Linked DNA regions of Homo sapiens: region 2 is linked to region 1. A link is an interaction called in ENCODE POLR2A ChIA-PET data of the cell type or tissue named here. Cell type or tissue: B cell. All regions are shown on one strand. Links, peaks and the distances in the headings refer to the core of each region. The heading gives the core; the rest is flanking DNA.

Evidence for each region. Peaks named below come from ENCODE experiments on the same cell type or tissue, not always from the same donor. Only the 100,000 strongest peaks of a DNase experiment are listed, where the experiment ranks them.
Region 2: POLR2A ChIA-PET joins it to region 1 with 6 read pairs; 3 of 35 experiments call an interaction of 5 or more read pairs at or near these places.

What each region holds. Positions count from the first base shown.
Region 1 is chr11:61,873,738-61,879,582 of GRCh38, reverse strand. It overlaps FADS3 (fatty acid desaturase 3), which reads left to right. Exons shown (of 12, transcript NM_021727.5): 3 at 74-271; 4 at 736-837; 5 at 949-1,071; 6 at 1,368-1,428; 7 at 1,996-2,072; 8 at 2,620-2,717; 9 at 3,128-3,224; 10 at 3,393-3,472; 11 at 3,607-3,732; 12 at 5,718-5,845. The coding sequence ends at 5,769. It overlaps MIR6746 (microRNA 6746), which reads left to right and starts at 1,305; the gene lies at 1,305-1,367. RefSeq lists enhancers at 1-416, 4,358-4,906. In B cell, for the core only: no CTCF peak of the experiment used is centred there; no DNase peak of the experiment used is centred there.
Region 2 is chr11:62,031,036-62,036,880 of GRCh38, reverse strand. No RefSeq gene overlaps it. Among named protein-coding and RNA genes, the nearest start is that of LINC02733, 48 kb to the left of the region's middle. RefSeq lists an enhancer at 5,403-5,845. In B cell, for the core only: no CTCF peak of the experiment used is centred there; a DNase peak (open chromatin) is centred at 3,280.

The DNA of each region.
Region 1 (5,845 bases), core at 343-5,342:
CGGCTGGGGCTCCAGGAGAATGGGGGTGGGGAGGAATTTCTTCCTTGGCTGATCGGCCCCTCTGCTATGGCAGGCGCAGCTGGTCGAGGACTTCCGAGCCCTGCACCAGGCAGCCGAGGACATGAAGCTGTTTGATGCCAGTCCCACCTTCTTTGCTTTCCTACTGGGCCACATCCTGGCCATGGAGGTGCTGGCCTGGCTCCTTATCTACCTCCTGGGTCCTGGCTGGGTGCCCAGTGCCCTGGCCGCCTTCATCCTGGCCATCTCTCAGGTGACCCCAGTTCTGTGTTGCAGCCACCTTAACTGCCCAACAGACGTGGGCCCCCATGCATCTGGGCATTGTGAACATATTTGCTAAATGAATGAATGGACCTATGAAAGGATGAATGGATGAATAAACAGATGAATGAGTGAACAGTCTGAAGGCCCATCAGGCATGTCTGTGGGTCAAGCTGCATTCCAGATGAGCCAAGAAGTTCCTTCTTGAACAGATTCCGATCAAGCACAGGGCCACTGAGCCAGAGGCTGCTGCCCTGCAGCTTCATGACACTTACGAGCCCCTCCACCTCCCTGGGACTCAGTTCTCATCTGTAAAAAGAGGACACTGGCCCACAAGGGTCTTGAAATGGAGCATTAGCACGGGGGTACCCTGCAAGCTGAAAGGATTCACTGGGGCCCCAGGCCCTGGCGGGCTCCGTCCTTCCCAACAGCTTCTGACCCTGCCTCTCTCCCCAGGCTCAGTCCTGGTGTCTGCAGCATGACCTGGGCCATGCCTCCATCTTCAAGAAGTCCTGGTGGAACCACGTGGCCCAGAAGTTCGTGATGGGGCAGCTAAAGGTGAGGGTGGGGTGGGTGGTCAGCCAGGTGCTGGGTGGCGCTGGGTCTGCCCAAGTGTGTGGGCACAGTCGGGGGCACAGCCTGCCCTGAGAGCCCCCTCCTCCTCCACAGGGCTTCTCCGCCCACTGGTGGAACTTCCGCCACTTCCAGCACCACGCCAAGCCCAACATCTTCCACAAAGACCCAGACGTGACGGTGGCGCCCGTCTTCCTCCTGGGGGAGTCATCCGTCGAGGTGGGTGGGGAGGGACGTGGACAACCTCTGGCTGGGCCTGCAGCTGAGGGGGAGCTAATGCACTGGGTCCCCACTCTGCCCCTGACCTAGCCCCTGATCTGGCCTCCACTCTGGCTGGGCCAAGCTCTGCCCCCGTGTCTTTCCTTCCCACCTCCCAACCTGCTGGGGACGACCAGCCCGCTTGCTAGAATCTAGAGTTGCCTTTGACCCTTGGCCCCAGCCAGCCCCGTGACCTTGCCCGGGAGAAGGAGGTGGCCTGGAGAGCTGCTGTCTCCAGCCGCCGCCTGTCTCCACAGTATGGCAAGAAGAAACGCAGATACCTACCCTACAACCAGCAGCACCTGTACTTCTTCCTGAGTGAGTGTCCATCTGTCCTTCTGGGGTGGGGGAGTGCCTGGGCCTGCACTGTCCTCCCTGCTGTCCTGGACCACTCCCAGCCACTTCCTGGGGCGGGGCACGTCTGTCAGGTCTCCCTGGTCATGGCATCCTCCCAGCCTCTGCAGTCTGTACACACTCTCCCAGCAGCATGCCTTTGCCCCAGCTGTCTCCCGTGCCTGGGACACCTTGCAGCCACGGGCCATCACAGCCCTGCTGGGAGCTTCCCCAAGCCCCACGTAGAATTTCTTCTTGCCCTCACTAGAGTGGTCCGGAGCCCTAGAGTCTTTGGGCAGTTGTTGGGGCGGACAGAGTGAGGACTCAAGTCTGGCCCTGACTTGCGGTGAAGGGTGGTGGGAGGTGGTGGGGTAAGGGCAGCCTGGGGAGGCTTGGACACAGAATTGGGGGTGATATGGGGTCATTCAGCTGGATGTGACCAGCACCAACGTCCCAGGGGCATTCCTGGAGTAACAGAGCCCCTCACTCTGGCGCCCACTCACCTTGGCAGCCCAGCCCCACTCCTGAACACTCTCATGCCCCTTCTTGCAGTCGGCCCGCCGCTGCTCACCCTGGTGAACTTTGAAGTGGAAAATCTGGCGTACATGCTGGTGTGCATGCAGTGGGCGGTGAGTGGGGTTGCCCAGGACCCCGGGCATACGGCTGCCGTGGCAGGAGGTGGTGCCTCGGGGGACAGTACCTGCCCATGAAGGCAAACAGGGTGCACATGTGCGTGCAACAGTGTGGCTCACATGTATGCGTGCAACAGTGTGGCTCACATGTGTGCGCGCAGCAGGAGAGCGAGTGTGCCCGTGACTGTACGTGTGGTGGGGGGGGGTTGAGGAACAGGGGGGGTGTGGGTCTCTCTCGGTGAGGGTGTCTTCCCAGGAGGAGTTGCTGGGCTGACTCTGCCAGGCATCTGTGTCCCTGGCAGGGTCTTCCCCAACACACCCTGCATGACACCTTCGTCACTAAAATCAGCCTCGTGAGCTGGCAGGGCAAGGACCCTGTTCCTTTACTCAGCTGAGAAAACCAGAGAGGGTGGTGGCCTGTCCTGGGCTCTGAGGCAAATCAGGCAGAAGGGTTGGATGCCTGAGGTCCTCCTCCCACCCACCAGGCCTCCAGACCTCCGGGCACCTGGAGACCTCTCGGTATCGCCTCTGCCCTCCTCTGCAGGATTTGCTCTGGGCCGCCAGCTTCTATGCCCGCTTCTTCTTATCCTACCTCCCCTTCTACGGCGTCCCTGGGGTGCTGCTCTTCTTTGTTGCTGTCAGGTATGGCAGGGAGTGGCGAGGTCACACACAGGCGACAGGTGACCCCCACTGCAGCCCCCCACCAGAGCTTCCCTTTTCCCGTCTGCAGAATGGGGCCAGTGGTACTGCCTCCCTGGCTTGCTGGTGGAATCACATAAACACAAGCGTGGCAGGAGCCCAGGGTCGGTGGGTTTAGGGAGCGTGGCCTGGCTTGTAAGTGGCCCGGTGGGTGTCGGAGCTGCTCTGGACTCAGCCTCACAGTGGACACTGCTCCATTCAGATTCTTTAAACACTGGCAAGGGGGCGATGGCCACAATCCTATTGTACAGATAAGGAAGTCAAGGCCACTTGGGGACAGCTGCTCTCCAGCCTCCACTCAGGGTGCCTAAGTGGTGAGCTGGACCTAGGGCAGTGCCCGAGCCTCCCCACAGGGTCCTGGAAAGCCACTGGTTCGTGTGGATCACACAGATGAACCACATCCCCAAGGAGATCGGCCACGAGAAGCACCGGGACTGGGTCAGCTCTCAGGTGGGCAGCAGGGGTGGGGCCCATCCTGGGTGGGGTGGGGGGTCCCAGCTAGGAGCCAGATGGCAAAGCAGGGATGAGGCCCTGACGGGGCTGCCAGGTGGGGGATGGTGCCGTGGGGTCAGGGATCTGCAACGGCCTCCTCACATGTGCCCCGCCGGCTTCCGGCAGCTGGCAGCCACCTGCAACGTGGAGCCCTCACTTTTCACCAACTGGTTCAGCGGGCACCTCAACTTCCAGATCGAGCACCAGTGAGTGTGGGTGCTGGGGGCCAGTGGGAGGTGGGGAGGGGGTCCTGGGAGGGGATCCTGGGAGGGGACCCGTGGGTGGGGCCTCTCTCTGGAATCTCCCACTTCAGGTGCCAGCATACGCTCCCCACCCCCAGCCTCTTCCCCAGGATGCCGAGACACAACTACAGCCGGGTGGCCCCGCTGGTCAAGTCGCTGTGTGCCAAGCACGGCCTCAGCTACGAAGTGAAGCCCTTCCTCACCGCGCTGGTGGACATCGTCAGGTGAGGCTGCAGCCCGGCCCCTCTGTTCTGGTGGCTTCCCCAGGGCCTATGCCTACCCTTGTCCAGGTCAGCCTCATGCTGAGCCCCCAGGGTCCCTGAGCCTTTCTGTCCACGTCCCATGCCCTTCCTCCCTTCCCCAGCCTTCACGCACACAGTGAGAATTTCTGGAGCACCTACTGCAGACTCACAAACAGCAGTGCCTGCGGTGAGCAGGTCTATGCAAACCTACCCCCAAAGGCTGAGGGAAAGAAGCTAACAGATCCAGTTTCTCAGAAGGAAACACTTAACAGGGACTCATAAACAGAAGCCATGTCTCAGGGCCGGGTGCGGTGGCTCACGCCTGTAATTCCAGCACTTGGGGAGGCTGAGGTGGGCGGATCACTTGAGGTCAGGAGTTCGAGACCAGCCTGGCCAACATGGTGAAACCCCGTCTCTACTAAAAAAAAAAAAAAAAAAAAAAAAAAAAAAAAACAAAAATTAGCTGGGTGTGGTGGCAGGTGCCCATAATCCCAGCTACTTGGGAGGCTGAGGGAGGAGAATCACTTGAACTCGCAGGGGCGGAGGTTGCAGTGAGCTGAGATTGTGCCTTTGCAGTCCAGCCTGGGCAACAGAGCAAGACTCTCTCAAAAACAAACAAAAAAACCATGTCTCAGGCAGCCAAGAGTTGGGACATCCCCTCACACGCCCTCTAGAAAGAACCCTCTATATAGCAAGCTTTTAGGGTGAACCCCATGCAGGTGGTTCTTATGAACCTGGTGACCACTGGAGGTTAGATAAGCGTCTACAAGAGGAGGTTATCTATGCCATGAGCTTGGCATTCAGGGTCAAGCATCGGTCATCAGACAGTTTTGCTTGAAGATGGCATTGCCCTTGTAGCAATGCAGGCTCTAGAGAGCTTCCTGCCCTCTTGGAGCTGATGTTCCTTCCAGCAAAGGAAACAGCAAGCAATTAAAATAACAAATAAGTACATTACAGAAGATGGGCAAAAGAACAATGAAAAGCCCCTCAGGGTGGGGACAGGGGAGGGGAGGGGGGCGGCCAGGCAGGGGCGGCAGTTTCTAAATAGGTGGTAGGGTGGGCAGTATTGACAGGCTGACGTGTGAGCAGGGACAGGGAGGAGGGGAGAGGTCTCGCCACAGGGACATCTGGCAAAGAGCGTTCAGGCAGAGGGCACTTGACCCTGAATGCCAAGCTCATGGCATAGATAGCCGAGGCAGGCATGCAGGCACTCAGAGAAGGGACACGCCCGGCTTGCATCTTGGAAAGCTGCCCCTACTGGGAATGACTGGCGGGCAGGAGTCGAAGTGGAAAAGGAGAGCAGAGGACACTGCAGCCATCCAGGCGAGGGGTGATGGGGCTCAGCCCTTGTGGTCACCTTGGAGGTGGAGAACAGAGGCCAGATTCCAGGTCTTATACCTCTGCGCCTTTGTACACGCTGTTCCCCTTACTTGGTTGCCCTTCCTTCCTGTGCTGGTGTTCAGATGCCCACTTCTCCTTCATGATCTCTCCCAGCCTGATGCTCTGAGCCCCTGCCATTTGGCACAGCCCTTTAGAGCGCCTGGCACAGGGCTTCCTAGCAGATTGTTGACATTTCTGGCTCCACTGACCAATATCAGGCCCAAGATCGGGTGGGCAGGTTCCACGTCCTCTCTGTCCTTGGGTTGCAGCGCCCAGCAGGAGGCAGCAATGGAGAACTGGGTGCAGGAGGGACAGGCCCACCCAGGCTCATGCCTGGACTTGGCCTTGGCTGCCCTCCAGCTCCCCTACCCGACACCCGTCACCCCGGTCTAGATTCCATTCCAGAGAATGAGCATTCAGCTGTTCTCCCAACCCACCCTCCAGCCCGCATCGCTGCCTGCCCCCAGGGAAGGGAACCCACAGGGAATGGGGATCTCCGCTCACACTTACCATGGGGGATACAGGGGTGTTAGGATCTTGCAACTGAGCTCCTAACACCCACCCCCACTGCCACCCCCACCTCCCAGGTCCCTGAAGAAGTCTGGTGACATCTGGCTGGACGCCTACCTCCATCAGTGAAGGCAACACCCAGGCGGGCAGAGAAGGGCTCAGGGCACCAGCAACCAAGCCAGCCCCCGGCGGGATCGATACCCTC
Region 2 (5,845 bases), core at 286-5,285, 160 kb before region 1:
CAGCCTCCTGTATTCAGGTGATCCTCCTGCCTCAGCCCCTCAAGAAGCTGGAACTACAGGTGTTTCCCACCACACCCGGCTAACTTTTTTGTATTTTTTGTAGAGATGGGGTTTCACCATGTTGCCCAGGCTGGTCTCCAACTCCTGGGCTCAAGTGATCTGCTGGCCTCAGCCTCCAAAAGGACAACAGGCGTGAGCCACCATCCCTGGCCATGTCCTCACTTATTTGTAGGAGCTAACAATTAAAACAAGCTCATGGCCAGAGGCTGGAAAGGGTAGTGGGGGATGGAAGGGAAATGGTTAATGGGCACAAAAAATAATTAGATAGAATGAATAAGATCTAGTATTTGATAGCACAATGGGGTAGCTACAGTCAATAATAATTTTTTTTTTTTTGAGATGGAGTCTTGCTCTGTCGCCCAGGCTGGAGTGCAGTGGCATGATCTTGGCTCACTGCAAGCTCCACCTCCCAGGTTCACACCATTCTCCTGCCTCAGCCTCCCGAGTAGCTGGGACTACAGGCGCCCACCACCACGCCCAGCTAATTTTTTCTTCTTTTTCTTTTTTTTTTTTTTAGTAGAGACGGGGTTTCACCGTGTTAGCTAGGATGGTCTCGATCTCCTGACCTCGTGATCTGCCCGCCTCGCCTCCCAAAGTGCTGGGATTACAAGCATGAGCCACCGCACCCGGCCAATAATAATTTATTGTACATTTAATAACAACTAAAATGGGATTGTTTGTAACACAGGAAAGCATAAATGCTTGAGGTGATGGATACCCCATTTACCTTGATGTGATTATTATGCATTGTATGCCTGTATCAAAATATATTCTGTACCCCATAAATATATACACTTACTATGTACCCACAAAAAGTAAAAATTGAAATTAAACAATGAAAAGCAAACTATCAAATTTAGAGATGCATATATGTACAATATGCTATAAAGAAAAGTAAAAAATTAGGCCAGTTGCGGGTGGCTGATGCCTGTAATCCCAGCACTTTGGGAGGCCGAGGCAGGTGGATCACCTGAGGCCAGGAGTTCTAGAGCAGCCTGGTCAACATGGTGAAAACCCGTCTCTACAAAAAAGAAAAAAAAAATTAGCTGGGCATGGTTGTGTGCACACCTGTGGTCCCAGCTACTTGGGAGGCTGAGGTAGGAGAATTGTTTGAACCAGGGAGGCGGAGATTGCAGTGAGCCAAGATTGTGCCACAGGGCTCCAGCCTGGATGACACAGCAAGACTCTGTTGAAAGAAAGAAAAGAAGGAAGGAAGAGAGGAAGGGAAGAAGGAGGGAAAGAGGGAGGGAGGGAGGGAAGGAATGAAAAGAAAGAGAGAAAGAGAGAGACAGAAAGAAAGAAGAAAGAAAAGAAGAAGGAAGGAAGGAGAAAGAAAGAGAGGAAGGAAGGAAAAAAGAAGGAGAGAGAAAGGAAGCAAGGAAGGAAGGAAATTTTGATTACCTCTATGGGTGAAGGAGGAGGTGGTGATCAGGAGGGGCACATGGAGGCTCCTGGGGCATTCAGCAATGATTAATTTCCTGACCTTGGTGGTGATGTGCACAACTAATCTTAATTTGTATATTGAGGTTTTATGCATTCAACTCTATGCAAGATTGTATTGTTTAGTTTTTGCTATAATAATGCTGTGTAACAAACCACCCGACATCCAGTGGCTTAAAACCACAGTTCTTTATTCTCACAGATTGGGGGGCCAGTGGCTCTGTTCAGTCTGCAGGAGTGGAAGCTGCAGTGTTTCTTTTTTTTTTTTTCCTTTCTTTCTTTCCTTTTTTCATTTTCTTTTCTTTTCCTTTTTTTTTTTTTTTTTTTTTGAGACAAGCTCTCGCTCTGTCACTCAGGTCAGAGTGCGGTAGCACTATCATGGCTCTGCATGGATCTGCAGCTTTGACTCAGCCCAGGCTTTAGCAATCCTCCTACCCCAGTCTCCCAGGGAGCTGGGGCTACAGGTGTGCACCATCATGCTTGGCAAATATATTTTATTTTTTGTAGCAATGAAGTCTCACTATGTTGCCCACGCTGATCTTGAACTCCTGGGGTCAAGGAATCCATCCACCTTAGTCCTCCAAAGCACTGGGATTACAGGCGTGAGCCACCACACTGGGCTTGCCCTGCCTCTTGCTTTATGTCTGTGGGTTGGTGAGGGCAGCTTGGCTTGGCTCCATGTGTGCTCATTCTGGGCCCAGATACGGGAGGCAGCAGCTTGCCAGGGGAAGCTCTTCTCACTGCCATGCCAGAGGTTCAGCTGTGGCACACTCCTACTTCCATCCCCTACCCTCATTACTGGCCAAAGGAAGTCACACGGCTAAGCCCCAAATCAAGGGGCTAGGTCTATACTCTGCCCACAGTAAAGCACTGGGATAGAGTTGGAGTCAATATTTCTCCTCACCAAAGCCTCAGTTAGGGGAGAAATTGAAGTGTTTTGGGCATCCAGTTAGGCAGGCAGCCCAGAAAGATCTGGAGCACAGAAAGACCTAGCATGTAGACCAAGTTCTTCTGCATTTAGGCAGCAACCAAAGCCCCACAAGTGACTGAGTTGTCTGGGGACAGTGTACCAGGATGAAGCAAAGAATATTGCCAATGTGAGCTGGGCTCAGGGAGATGCTCCAGTGCAGGAGATTTAGACAGGGACAGCCAGAGGGGCAAGAGGAGAGTGCTAGAGAAGGACAAAGTTTGAAAACTGACAAAGCAAACACTGCTGGTGGTGTCAAGTGCTCAGCCATGTGCTAGGCCTTTGCTCTTGAGGGATCGCCTTGGAGGAAGGAATTTGGACAGCTCAGTAGGGACCAAATCCCATTTTCAGTGGGTTGAGGCAATGGCAGGTGAAATGGAGCTCCTTGTTCAAGAAGTGTGGCTGCCAAGCAGTAGTTCTTGATCTTTTCTTTCACGTCATCCTGTGTAGATTGAGAACTCACACTGCCATCAGAAACAGGAGTGACTTTAACAGTTCCTCCAATCCTGTTTTAGGAAACACTGTTATAAAAAGGATAGAGAAGCAGAGGCCCAGGAAGGATACAGCACACAGACAGGGTATATTTCCTGTAAACAGAAGTCTGGATTTCTGCCCTACACAAAAGTGAGTTCACGGCCAATGCCCCTGCGGTATTTGTTGTCTGTGGTGGAAATGACTCGTAAACACCTCACAGTAATCCAAGGCAGGGCAACACAAGGCCTGAGAAGGCTTACCTGCTATTTGCTGTGACAGCATTGAGGAAGAAGAGATTAATTCTGACCAAAAGGATCAGGGTGGGGGCAGGGTTACAAAAGAGGAAGCATTTAGGGCGTGGCTGGGGCTAAAGAATAGATGGAGAAGACCTAAGTTGCAGCGGCACGCGGCATGTCCAGGAGTGCAAGAGTGTTGGGGAAGGAGGTGGCAGATGAGGCTGGAAAGGAAGTTAGGGGCTCTGGAATGGAGGACATCTCATGCCAAATGGATTCATGTTTGTACTCTGTCGGCAATAGGGAGCTACTGTGGGTTTTTGAGAAGGAGAGAGGCATGATCAAACTCACATTTTAGGATATATTCGGTAGCAATGTGAAAAACGATTTGGTTGTCAGACACTGGAGGGATTACTAAAGGAACAAACACCTGTCCTGTCTTCCTTATGTGACCCACTTTTGCCATGAGGAGTCACTCTGAAGCCTCTCTCGGCCAAGTTTGGTCAATTTCTTTTCTTTTCTTTTTTCTTTTTTTCTTTTTTTTTTTTTTTTGAGACGGAGTCTTACTCTGTCACCCAGGCTGGATGCAATGGCAACATCTCAGCTCACTGCAACCTCCAACTCCCGGGTTCAAGCAATTCTCCTGCCTCAGCCTCCTGAGTAGCTGGGATTACAGGCGCCCGCCACCAGGCCTGGCTAATTTTTTTGTATTTTTAGTAGAGACGGGGTTTCACCATGTTAGCTAGGCTGTTCTTGAACTCCCGACCTCATGATCAACCTGCCTCGGCTTCTCAAAGTGCTGGGATTACAGGAGTGAGCCACCACGCCCGGCCCAGTTTGGTAAATTTCTAAATGAAGACCCACAGGCCTGCCTAACTTTGGATAGGCCAAAGTTCTCAAAATTGGTGCTGATTTCAAACACTCTGTAGTATTACTGAAGCTGTCCTCAAAGGATTAACAAGAATCCTGGACAGAAATATGGTTATAATGAAGCACTAATCAGGCTGTACTTTCACTGACTTCCTTGGCAACCGTAAGTCACTAGATAATGATCACTGGCATCCCCATTGTTCCTGTTGATAGGATTTCTGATGTTAGAATCATATGGCTTTTTTGTTTGTTTGTTTGTTTGTTTGTTGAGACAGAGTTTTGCTCTTGTTGCCCAGGCTGGAGTGCAATGGCGCAGTCTCAGCTCACTGCAACCTCTGCCTCCTGGGTTGAAGCAATTCTTATGCCTCAGCCTCCCAAGTAGCTGGGATTACAGGTGCCCGCCACCACACTAGTTTTTTGTATTTTTAGTAGAGACAGTGTTTCACCATGTTGGCCAGGATGGTCTCGAACTCCTGACCTCAGGTGATCCAACCGCCTCGACCTCCCAAAGTGCTGGTATTACAGGCATGCCCGCTGACCAGTTTGAAGACTCCCACAGAAGAAAGGAATCAGCATGAGAATACAGTTTATCTTCCTGTCCCGTGACTTCACCCTGCACTCTTCGACAAACCAGCAATCTCCATACTTCAGCCCACTCCAAAGCTCTTAAAACACTAGCCCGAAATTTCTTGGGAAAATAAATTTGAGGTTTCCTCCTATCTCCTGGTTCGGTGCCTTACAATTAAACCTCTTTCTCTGCTGTAACCTGTTGTCTCTGCATACTGACTCGCCAGGCACAGTGGGCAACGGACCTATCAATATAGGAGTTAAGAAGAAATTACTTAGGCAGATAGCAAGGGCATGGGAGTCATCGGTAAGGCTTTTCTTTTTTCTTTTTCTTTTTTTTTTTTTTTGAGACAGAGTCTCGCTCTTTCGCCAGGCTGGAGTGCAGTGGCACAATGTCAGCTCACTGCAAACTCTGCCTCCCAGGTTCAAGCGATTCTCCTGCTTCAGCCTCCCAAGTAGCTGGGATGACAGGTGCGCACAACCACACCCAGCTAATTTTTGTATTTTTAGTAGAGACAGGGTTTCACCATTTTGGACAGGATGGTCTTGATCTCCTGACCTCATGATCCACCCACCTCAGCCTCCCAAAGTGCTGGGATTACAGGTGTGAGTCACCATGCCTGACCAAGGCTTTTCTTTTTAACGAAAAGCAGCCCCAAATCATATTCTAACAAAGAGCAGCCTGCAAGCTGGAAGCTTGCACAGATGAATGCTAGCAGGAATGAAACCACCTTTGCGAAATTATGACTGAGACAGTGAAAGAGATCCAACTTAAGTGATTCCATCTTGCTTCTAACCTCCAAGCTGTCTTTGTTCATTCCTGGGTGTAGGCTGAACTAACTTTGGGAGAAACCTATTTTGTAGTTTATAGTTTAAACAAAGATGGTAGCAGCCCTTTCCCAAAGCAGACTTCCTTCTTGCCTGGAAACTAGACTAACATTAGCCACGGGATTAGAAATTATGGTTTAGGAGTCACGCAGCTGGAGGCTACAAGATTCTGACCCTCTCTAAACTGCTCCTAAGATCAGTGCTTGAGATATTTTGCAGATCCTGCACTTGGGTTGGCTGGTGCCATCCCAGTGGATAAACTGGCTTGTCTGATCTTGTGGCCCCAACCCAGCAACTGACTCAGTGCAGGAAGACTGCTTTGGCTCCCTGTGATTTCATCCCTCACCAATCAGCAGTCCCGGCTCACTGGCTCCCCACAACCTTAAAAAGTCTGCTCCCCAGCCGG